Regions from separate parts of the Mus musculus genome. Here region 2 is linked to region 1. Evidence: chromatin loops called from intact Hi-C (ENCODE). Cell type or tissue: heart. All regions are shown on one strand. Each heading gives the region's core, and the rest is flanking DNA. Links, peaks and the distances in the headings are about the cores only.

Evidence for each region. A loop is a pair of places that touch in the nucleus more often than their neighbours do. Peaks named below come from ENCODE experiments on the same cell type or tissue, not always from the same donor. Only the 100,000 strongest peaks of a DNase experiment are listed, where the experiment ranks them.
Region 2: a loop joins it to region 1, with 2.1 times the contacts of the local background. A loop is called at or near these places in 4 of 42 quality-filtered maps.

What each region holds. Positions count from the first base shown.
Region 1 is chr15:10,815,366-10,820,744 of GRCm38, reverse strand. No RefSeq gene overlaps it. Among named protein-coding and RNA genes, the nearest start is that of Gm19276, 11 kb to the left of the region's middle. In heart, for the core only: a CTCF peak has its summit at 2,448; a DNase peak (open chromatin) is centred at 2,344; H3K27ac peaks cover 1,149 bases.
Region 2 is chr15:10,742,181-10,747,559 of GRCm38, reverse strand. The region is part of intron 2 of 4930556M19Rik (RIKEN cDNA 4930556M19 gene); the gene reads right to left. Among named protein-coding and RNA genes, the nearest start is that of 4930556M19Rik, 30 kb to the right of the region's middle. In heart, for the core only: no CTCF peak of the experiment used is centred there; no DNase peak of the experiment used is centred there; H3K27me3 peaks cover 1,140 bases.

The DNA.
Region 1 (5,379 bases), core at 57-5,056:
CCAAAAGGCACTAATCCCATGGGGAAAGAGAGACTATAATACACTTGATGGAATTTAAAGCATGGACCCAGGGTGGATTTTTACTTTATATTATATAAACTTTCCTGGAGTGGTTATGAGCACAGTCTGAGAACTCCCCCAGAGGTGGAGAATACACGTTCATGTTATCTGAGGACAGTATAAAAGAACTAAGGATTTTTTTTCCTCTCCTACCTTGCCAAGTTTTGCTCAGTTAATAGACCGCTTTCACTTGTTCCAATGAGCAGTTCGCAACAGTGTCAGTACCACTCTGTGTCACTGCTGTCTTCTTTCTATGCGATTGCTATCCATTTATTTTGAATAGGTTTGGCCCCATAGATTCATGTATTTGAGTGCTTGGCCATAGGGAGTGGCACTATTAGGTATGGCCTTATTGGAGGAGGTGTGCCTTTGTTGAAGGAAGTGCATCACTGTGTAGGCAGCCTTCGAGATGCCACATGCTCAGGCTCCACCCATTCTGGAATCTGAGCCTCCTCCTGATACCCTGCCTATACAATCTCTTTCTGGCTGCCTTCAGATCAAGATATAGTCCTCTCAGCAATTTCTCCAGCTCTACATCTGCCTGAAGGCTGCCATGCTTCCTACCATGATGATAATGGCCTGAATATCTGAACCTATAAGCCAGCCCCAATTAAATGTTTTCTTTTATAAGAGTTGTCTTGGTCATGGTATCTCTTCACAGCAATGAGATCCTAAGACACCATTACTCCATCAGATAGATCACTACGAAGTAGACCTGACCCAAAGTAAAAGTAGTATTTTTGAGCATAGGTCTTAGACTGGATTGTCAGTGTGGGAATCCAGGCCCAATTTTCACCACATATGTCTTTACTATGATTAACTTTCTCTGTGTTATACATTCTGCATTCTTAGAGCTCAAGTCACATAATAGGAGGGAACCTCAGTTGAGAAAATGTCTCCCTAAGATTGGCTCTTAGGCAAATCCGTATGGCATTTTCACAATTCGTAATTGGTGTGGGAGGGCCCAGCACACTATGGGCAGGGTGACCCTGGGGAATTCCTGGGTTGTATTATACAACAAACAGTGTGAGTCACAGAGAACTAACCAATAAGCAGCATTTCTCCCCGGCCTCTGCTTCAGTTTCTTCCTCCTGACATCCTTCCATGATGAACTATAAACTGTTTTTTTTTTTTTTTAAGGCCCTTTCCTTCCCAAGCTACTTTTGATTGTGATATTATCATACCAATAGGAAGCAAGCCAGCACAGACCCCACCTCACAGCGCTGTATTATGACACATGGTGAACAGCATGGAATTGAGATGATGGAGTCATCAAGTAGTTTTTGGCTGTATCCAAACCCACAAAAACTGGGGGGAGGGGGTAATTAAACCCTGGCCATGCACAGCCTCTCCCTAGACCACCCATGAAAGCTTTTGAGACCCTACCTACTCCACTCAATGTCAAACCCGGACAGCAGTAGCCTTTCCTTTCTACACCACAATAGAAGCTCATCCTTAGAAAAACATGGAGGAACTACTAAGATTATCCTTCCATCACTCTGCTCAAATAAAACAAAACCTGTCTGCCTACCCCTCCAAGGAGCCATCCTGTGAGGGAGGGAGAGGATGTGCAAATAGTGACATTCCCTGAGAGAGCTAGAAACTGACCCTCTAAGGGATGTGAATGTGAGATTTCATGCCAATGCCACCACTCCAGAGGCATGAATCCACAGTTCAGAAGGGAGGAGAATTCCAACAATTCCCAGAAGGAGTAATACAGGGCTGTCTAACAACTGCATTCAGCCAAGAGGAGATGGGGAGGGGGGAGGGCATGAGGGCTGGCAGTAGGCAACAAAGCCATCCTGAAGTCCACATCCTGGCCACAAAGCATCCCATCTAGTCAAAACAAAACTTGATTCAAATTTCTTCTTTCCCAGAGGATGTTGGACCTGGGTGTGTCATGCCACTGTATCTGACGCACTTCTTTTGTCTAAAAACCACCAGATTTCTAAAATCCTGCCTGACTTTTACCTGGACAAGTTTGGATAATGCATGGGTGTTTCCTTCTAACAATGTCCCCTCTCCCAAGCCACATCCGCCTCTTTGGGTGCTCCATTGCAGCCCAGTGTGGGCAATCTGTGCAAAGTCTACGTTTCTCCTCTTCCTGCTGAGGTCTGCTTCAGAGCCTGCCGGACTGGGTGGAGTGTATGAGTAACCATGGAACCAGCTGCTCGCTGCAGGCTTCTCATCCTTCCCTGGATAGAGTCTGTCCTTTAGAGTGTTTAGCCTCAAGGACCGCATCAGAAGCCAGAAGGGTTCCCCTGGAGGAAATGGAAGTGTTTTTCATGGCTGCCTGCCACAGTGTGCAGCAGGAAAAGGGAGGGGTTCTCTTTGGCAACACGCTGGTGGCCGCCCAGCCAGCCCCTTCAGGACCTGTGTTCTCATTTCCCAACTGCAGGGTGTGTTGGCTGCTGGCTGCTTATAGATGAGTCCCTCTTCAGGAATTGCCTCCTGCCAAAGGCTACACCCTTTCCTCTAATATCTTCTCTATAAAGAGAGACCCATGTAGGGCACAAAGCTTCGTCAACTTTACCTCAGCAGGGTCAACTCTGCAGTGCCTTCCCAGCTCCAGAGCAGAGGCCCTGATGCAGCCGCTTCCTTTCTTACCTTCTCCCATTGCCCAGTCAGTCTCTTAGCTTCTCTCCCAGGACTTGTTCCCAAAGCACTTGAGTGAAAAGTTTAGCCTTGGTGTCTATTTCTTCATCTCTAGCCTGTACCAGCATACGCAGGCCAGACAAAGTAGGATGAATCTATTCTACTTGCAACACCAGAAGGAATTTTTACTCCCCAATGAGGTCCTAGCTCCCTGAAAAGGATTGAGCATCCTGGTGGCAACTGAAGAAAAAAGTTAAACTCAGAGTTTGATGGAGTTAGCATGCATCTGGTTACAATGACAATTAGCACATCCAGTAGCTCAAGAAATAAAGCTCTTGGGACTGAGGTTAAGTCTCTCTGCAGGTAATGTGCTTTTTGTAGACACATGAGAATATGAGTTGCAGTCCCCAACACCCATATAAAAGCTGGATGTGTTAACACATGCTTGTAGTCCTAGGACTTATAGAAAAGACAGGAGAATCACAGGGGTTTGGTGGTCAGCCAGCTTAGCCAGTCAGTGAGCTACAGGTTTATCCAGAGACCCTGTCTCCAAAAATAAAGTAAGGAATATTTAAAGTACTGATATGAACCCCTGACCTTCCATAGGTGTACACACACACACACACACACACACACACACACAAAAATAATAAATATTTTTAATAGAATACATCTAATCAAGTAATGGTTAGTCAGATCTGATGACGGCCCCAGTGTCGAGCCCAGATGGATGTAGACTGCATGGTGGTATGTTGGCTGTGTTACCTTTACGTGGTTATAGTTTTCTCATTGTACACAGAATTGTTTGAAAGCAACTAAGAAACAGGAAACAGGATGCCCTTTCTGCCTTCCTTCTGTCAGGAAGCAAAATCTTCACAAATTACTTCAAACTGACTTGCCTACTTCTTATTGGCCATAGCTGACCACATAGTGGTCACTAAAGCAGTGAATGGAAAAGGGAATTTGAATGACATACTTGACTAAGGTGGGCTTCCCCAAGGCCTGCTCACCAGCTAAGATGGAGCCAGGACCTTCTTCCTGTCTGTGCAGCTGACTAAGAGGCTATGACTGACAACGCATATTCTTAAAGTTGGTTTCACATAAACTCTGCACCTTTCCAATATCAAACTTCCATGTTTGACTGAAACAGTTTCCAATGAACTATTGGGAAATTTATTCTTTAAAAATATTTTACTTTTGTGTGTGTGGGTGTTTTGCCTGCGTGTGTGTCTGTGTGCAGTGCCCTTGGAGGATGTTGGAGCTCCTAGACCTGAGTTGCAGCCAGTTGTTAAAAGCCAGGTGAGCAGTCTGTCTCCTTGGCTTTTTGAAGCTAAGGGTCCTTAACTTGCGCCTGCAATGTTTCATTTCCTTTGATTTGACCTATTGTTCTAACAAAAGGTCTTTGGAGAATGACCCGGCCATCCAAAAAATTCAGTGCTTCTCTCTTAACAAAGCTCTAGAAAGTGCCATGAAGAATATTCTATAAATGTCAGACAGTGACATTTATATATGACTCATGTCTGCCGCTGCCAGGAATTCCAGAGAATCTCATACTGCATTAAGACTTTCAAACTCGTGACCAAAGTGGCTGCTTTGTCTACATCTTCCTCTCTGTCTTCCAAGAAAAAAACCTTTTTGATACTGGTGAGGAATTTGAAGAAAATGGCCCTCCAGGAATTTGAGCATGATAGGATGACCATATTTCCAGGTACCCAGAGACTGACTTGTCAGTGCTGCCTCCCTACTTGTTCCTATGGTCCTCTGTGGAAGGTTTTGTGGCCAGTGACTCAGTCACCAAGTCCACACACTGTCCAGCTCACCTCAGTGGCCTTCACTGTGAAACAGACTGAGTCATGATAGTACGCCCAATTATTTGGAGCCAGTGAATGCTAATGAATGTGAGCAGAAAAGATCCTTGCAGATGTGATTAAAGACACTGAAACAGAATATGACCCTGTATCATCCGAGTGGACACTGAAGAAGGAAGACTACGGGGATTCCCATAACTACAGAAGCAGAGAATGGAGTGAGCCACCCAAGAACCAAGAAATACTGGCAGGTGAAGGTGAGGGAGCAAACTACAAATTCTCCCTCCACATGATCTTAGCCAAAAGGCTGAGAAGCAGTGGATGTTGGTGTCTTCTTGATTATGCTCCACTTTTTCCTGAGGTAGGGTCTCTTGTTTGAATTCAGAGTTCACCAATTTGCTTGGACTAGCTAGTTAGCTCGCTTCTCTAGTGCCCTGTTCTGGGATTCAAGATGGTAAACCATGTACGACAGGAATGGGATCTGACCTCTGGTCCTTGTATTAGTATCAGACTTTCCTCTGTGAACCTTCTCCTCAGCCTTCATGTTTATCTGTGCTGCAGTCTATTGGGGTTCCCCTTACACCCCCACTTTTTAGGTAGCCTTATTTTGCTTCTGCCTTTGTCTTCTTCATATCGTTCTTGTCAGTATTCTCATGTCCCCAAAGTCTGCCAGCCAACTATCCATAACGTCACTGCTTTCACTGAGAACTGCCAGACATGAATTCCTTCCAGTAGCTTCCGCTCTACCTGCCAGATGGGAACATTGACTATGTCTGGAAAGATAACCAACCATCCCAACCATCCATGGTATGATTCCATGTAACCTATGTAAAGAGTACTAGCTGGGATTTGTTTAGAATGTAATATATGTGTGTGCATACAATACAGTAAGGGGGAAAAAGAAAGAAAGAGATGT
Region 2 (5,379 bases), core at 324-5,323, 73 kb after region 1:
TGGATTTCAGCACACAACATCTGTAAGCAACAGAAACAGTGGGGGAGGGAGGCGAGGCCAGTGATAAAGATGCTCTGTCCCAAAGCCTCCGTGTCCTGCATGGACTCCAGACAGAACATAAAGCTGCTCGTTAAAAGCTGCTTTTAAAAGAAAAGGCTGGGGATCCCAGCAAGATAGGCAGTGTTCTGGGCTAAGCTATTAGACCAGATTGAAAGTAGTTCCCTTTTTAATAATGAGAAGAAAAGGCCTTTTTTTCCCCACCTTGATCATGCATCCAACCTCAATTAAATGTGACAGGCATGGAGAGAAATCTGCTATTGGGAAGAAAATGAAAGTAAATACAACTTGGATAGAAAAAAATAAAATAAAATAAAATAAAGGAAAGGAAAGGCTAACCAAAAATTAAAAAATCACAAATGGGGAAGGAAATGTGTTGGAATTGTTACAAAAGAAACAATAATCAAAAAATGTGAGCAAGCTGGTACAGCAAAGATTATAGATGAGGCGCTGAAAAAGAAAACAGGGGTCTGTGGAGGAGAAAGGGAAAGGAGGGGAGGGGCAGGAACACAAGGATGGCGTGTGCTATTATGCGTGATAGATGGCCCATCCATCTTTAAGGCAGTTTTAGAAGAATGAGCTATTGTACCATGGGAATTCTAAGACTGCCCACTGAAGAGATTGTATAATCCATTGCATTTTTTTGTAGGAAAATAAACAAACCACAGACCCAAACACTATTCATGAAACAGGACTGCCTGCCCACCAGTAAACAATGGCTCTCCTTAACAATAGAATGTGTTCCTGGAACATCACCTACAACCCCCAGGGGAAATCTATCAGCAAAGGATGCCAGTAGGTCTCACATCCACTTACAAGGAAGCCTGTCTGTGATCTGCAACAATTCATCAGGCTTTTGATATTGCTCTGAATGTATAATACTCCCATCAACCAATACACTTCTTTGCTGACTGCAAACACAAATGTGTAAGCTCCTTTGGTGGACAGGGACTCTAAATTCCAGCTGTACTTCTGGAGGTTATGATCTTTGTGCCAAAGCACAGATGCCCACCCGCCTGCTCTATGGAGGATTACAAATGGATTCCCCCAAGAGAGGTCTGACAGCACACAGACTTGAGGATTCTGAGGCTCAGGGTTTGAAGATGGAAGAGATTTGAGCTGAGATTTTTCTATATTGATGAAGTTGAAGGTTAAGCGCTCTCTCTTGAAGTCACACATGGAACTCTGCCTCTGCTTGTCTATGTGACAAGAATGCAAAGTCTCAAGGGACTTGCAAGCTGACTCGGTAGAGAACACATACAAGCCAATAATTATAACTCATTGAATAAAGAGGTCTTGCTTTGCCTTTTCAAATTGCAGGATGTGGTTTTAGCATAATTTTTATAAATCCTGATTCAGCACCATGTGGACTTGCTGTTCTATGTAACCAGGAGATGCAATTACAGGCAAATAAAATGTTTGAACAACCTCTTGGTGGTGATCTCTTTAGGGTAATTTTGACCCTCACAGTGGTTGCCTAGACTCCAAATCAGGAGAGAGAAACTTCATTTATAGCTGCATCCTAGTGACCTTTCAGCTCAATGCTACCTTTAGGTAGGAATGAATTGCGACTTCTCACCCACCTACAAGCTCAGTCTGAATATGACTCTAAGAATGCAACCGAACCCCAGAAACCCAGTTGATGGGGATGAAAGTTGAAACAACCACTCTGGGAGATGCCTGGACAAGCATCTCTCAATTTGTTCAGATCCTTAACTCAGAAAACTTACTTCTGTGGCTTCGGACATAGCTCTGTCAGCAGAGTGTTTGGCTAGTGTAAATGAAGCCCTGGTCTAATGCCTAACACCACATACACCAAGAGCGTTGGTACAAACTGTAATCTCCACCCTTGAGAGGAAGAGGCAGGGGGATGGGAAATTCAAGATCAAGGTCTGTTGTGGTACTCATGACCCTGTCTTTTAAAAATTAAAAGTTTTTTTTTTTTTTAAAAAAAAACTCACTTCTGGAAAATCTTTCTAAACCAGTAATCAAGGAAAGATTAAAGGAAAAATATATGATAAAAAAAAAAAGCCTATTTATCATAGTACTGTTTTGGGGAAGCTACAGATGAGAATCAATGTAAATATCAAGCTACAAAGGTTAGTTCATCTACTATAAATTTGATTATAATTGTGTGATGGATTTTGCATGAGATGGTAACCTGACACACAGTGGCATGAGATCATCTCAAGATACTAAATAAAAGAAAAAGTATGGTGTGAGACAACAGAGAATAAAACCAGGCAGGGTCAGGCCGGCCTGTGATCTTAGCACTCAGAAGGTTGCGGAAGAGCTGGGGTGTTGGAGGCTGACCTGTCTGAATCTAGAAGGATGAATTAAAATAAAGAGAGATTTTGTGTGGTTTCATTTCTTGCCTGCCGCTGGGGGCCGGGTGTGTGCATTTTATCCTTCTCTGACATCGTGTGTCAGGCTCACAGAAATACAGATATACTACTCAGGGGTGGGAGAACACAGGCTTAGATGAGAGCCCCAGCCTAGGGGAGAAACAGCCCAAGCTGAGGCCAAAGAGGCAGGGGTTCCCATAAACCTGGGGCTGGGGGCTGGGGGACTCTCTCACTCAGCTCAGGGATGAGTGTCCTGGAGCACGGAGGGCTCTTCTGCAGGAGACTTAAGCGGCCCAGAGCATCTCTGTATGACGAAGGCTTCTCCCACAGTGGTTCTTGATGAGAGCGATAGTCCTGGCTTGTCCAAATTATTTATTAATGGTGAAAAATGAATTCATATGAGGTACTCAGGGTGAACCAGAGATTAAATACCTTCTGCAAGAAGACATGTCTGGAAAGGGAAGCTTATTGGCTAAACTCTCAGAGCAGGCCCATCTAGATACCTCAGAACTCTGTATTCTGCGCTACATGACGAGTGGTCACGATCTTCAAGTGGGATATCGTGGTCACGTGTTCCAGGACAGGCACCAGGTCGGGTCAGGATTAGAGATAACACCTAGTGTTCTCAGATATGAGAGTCCCGGGGTTTCTCAGTCAGCTTGAGCTTCCCAGTTTTTATCGAGTGACACAGTTCTGCTTGCCCCACAATTTTGATTTCATTTTATTTCCTCAAGGGTGTGTGTGTGTGTGTGTGTGTGTGTGTGTGTGTGTGTTTGCAACATGAGCATGCAAAGCATTGTGTTAATAATGATCTTCTAAAGTGACTTAGACATTCAGTGATTCTTAAAAATGTATGCTCTTCAGTAATGAAATACTGCATTTTTCAACTACTATAAAATGTATGATAGTGAAAGACTCCGAAAGGAGCCCCTCGCTCAGGCCTCAGGACAATAGCGGACACCCAAGAACTCACGATAAACTGAGCTTGTTGCAAACCACATGAGGCTTTATTCTGAGAAAGCCAGAGCTCTGGGGACGACTCATATCCCACGCAGGGGTAGAGGAGTCAACCTCGAGGGGAAAGAGGTCCCAGTTTTTATAGGCCCTCAGGGGGGAAAGGAGAAGGGGGGGAATAGGGGATTTCCAGATCTAAACAATGTCTATTCTAAAATGATTGATTCCTCAAGAAATGGGTATGAGAGGGAAACAAGGAAAGAGTCTAATGAAGGTGCAGCACTCCAGATTGGCCCCGACTATGGTTGCTGGGGAGATTTCCTGACTCTTTCCCAGCAACCAATATCACAAACACCTGGCAGTGAGGTGCAGCAATGGGCACATGCCTGGTCAGACCATTGGCAGACACACAGGTTCGGGGAGCGGCCAGAGCATTGTGCACCTCTATTTTTCTAAATCAGTGAAGCTACTTCTACTAACAATGAAATCTATTTTGCCAATGTCAGGGCTTCTGTGACCTTTTACATTCTTTCAGGATCTTTCAATAGCCAGGCAGTGGTGGCAGACGCCTTTAATCCCAGCACTTGGGAGGCAGAGGCAGGCGGATTTCTGAGTTTGAGGCCAGCCTGGTCTACAGAGTAAGTTCTAGGACAGCCAGGGCTACACAGAGAAACCCTGTCTCAACAAGCAAAAAAAGAAAAGAAAAGAAAAGAAAAGAAAAGAAAAGAAAAAAGAAAAGAAAAGAAGAGAGTATGATAACTAAAAAGGCTAAAGAGTAAAGAGTAAAGGTCACCAAGGTTTGATCTCTCGGGCACCACTTAGCACAAGCCCTGTTTCTAAAGCCTGCAGACTCCATGGGGACAGGATCTCCTGGAGTTGTTCCCATCATGGTTTTTCCTTTGGTTTTTCACAAGAGGCTGTTTAAATAGAGCCAAGACAAAAGGCTGGCAGAACTTTCTACCATCCCGGGAGCAAACTCTCTATTACTGTGTTTTAAAAATGGACAGATTATTCCATTCTGTCTATCTCAGAGAGGAAGATAGAAGAGGGAGAAAGAGAGGGGTGTGTGTGTGTGTGTGTGTGTGTGTGTGTGTGTATGCGCGCATGCACGTGCATGTGTTTGGTGGAGGGGTAGGGGGGTAGGAAATCTTGAAACCACCAACCGTGGGTTTCCCACACCTTTGAAAGCAAGGAACCAAGCTTCCCTATTATGTAGCAGCTTATTATCCTAGGAAAGGATTCCACTGGGCAGTTCATTAGCAGAGCCAACAGAAGCCTGCTACCTGGAGTTTAGTGCCAACCAGAGCTCCAAAGGGATAATGTGAGAGCGGTGGGGACAGACAGACAGGATGTTTGAAGAGGAGCAAAGACCAGGGGAGGATCTGCAGTGGGAAAACTAGCCTGAAGGGGCCGATTTGGAGCCCATTGTTACTGATGCTGGGTGGTCTGGCACAAGCCACCTAACAAGTCTGCATTGTCAGTAGAGATAACACTCCTCACCGGGCTACTGGGGGAAGGAAGCAAATAAAAGACTTTGTAAGGTTTTGTGGGTGCTTTCCCCCTAGACCACTCATAAGCAGTAGGTAGCTATTACCCTAAGTCATAGTCCCTACGATGTACCACAGACGGAAGTCATCAGTCACTAAGCATACACGGGCTGTTTGGAAGGAAATAGTTTTCTTTCCTGTATGGAAGTTCACAAAGAACGTAAGTACAAAATGTTTCTTTGAAAAATTAAAAAAAAAAAAAATCCAGCCTTTTTTTTTTTTTTTTTTTTTTTTTTTGCAATTTGGGCAAGCTTACTCACCCTAGAAAAATCATTTTTAAAGATCATTTAACTAGGGAGGCTTTTTTTTTTCCTGCCTGTAGTTATTTCAAGTAATGATGTGTGTTTCAAACTACAGTGTAACACAAGATTCTGGACATGGCCTTGAGATGTAACTTCGTTCGTATTTTACCTAATTTCTACATTTTTTTTTCCAACTGTACTCAGAGTCTACGTAGAAATTATCCCTAGGTCATT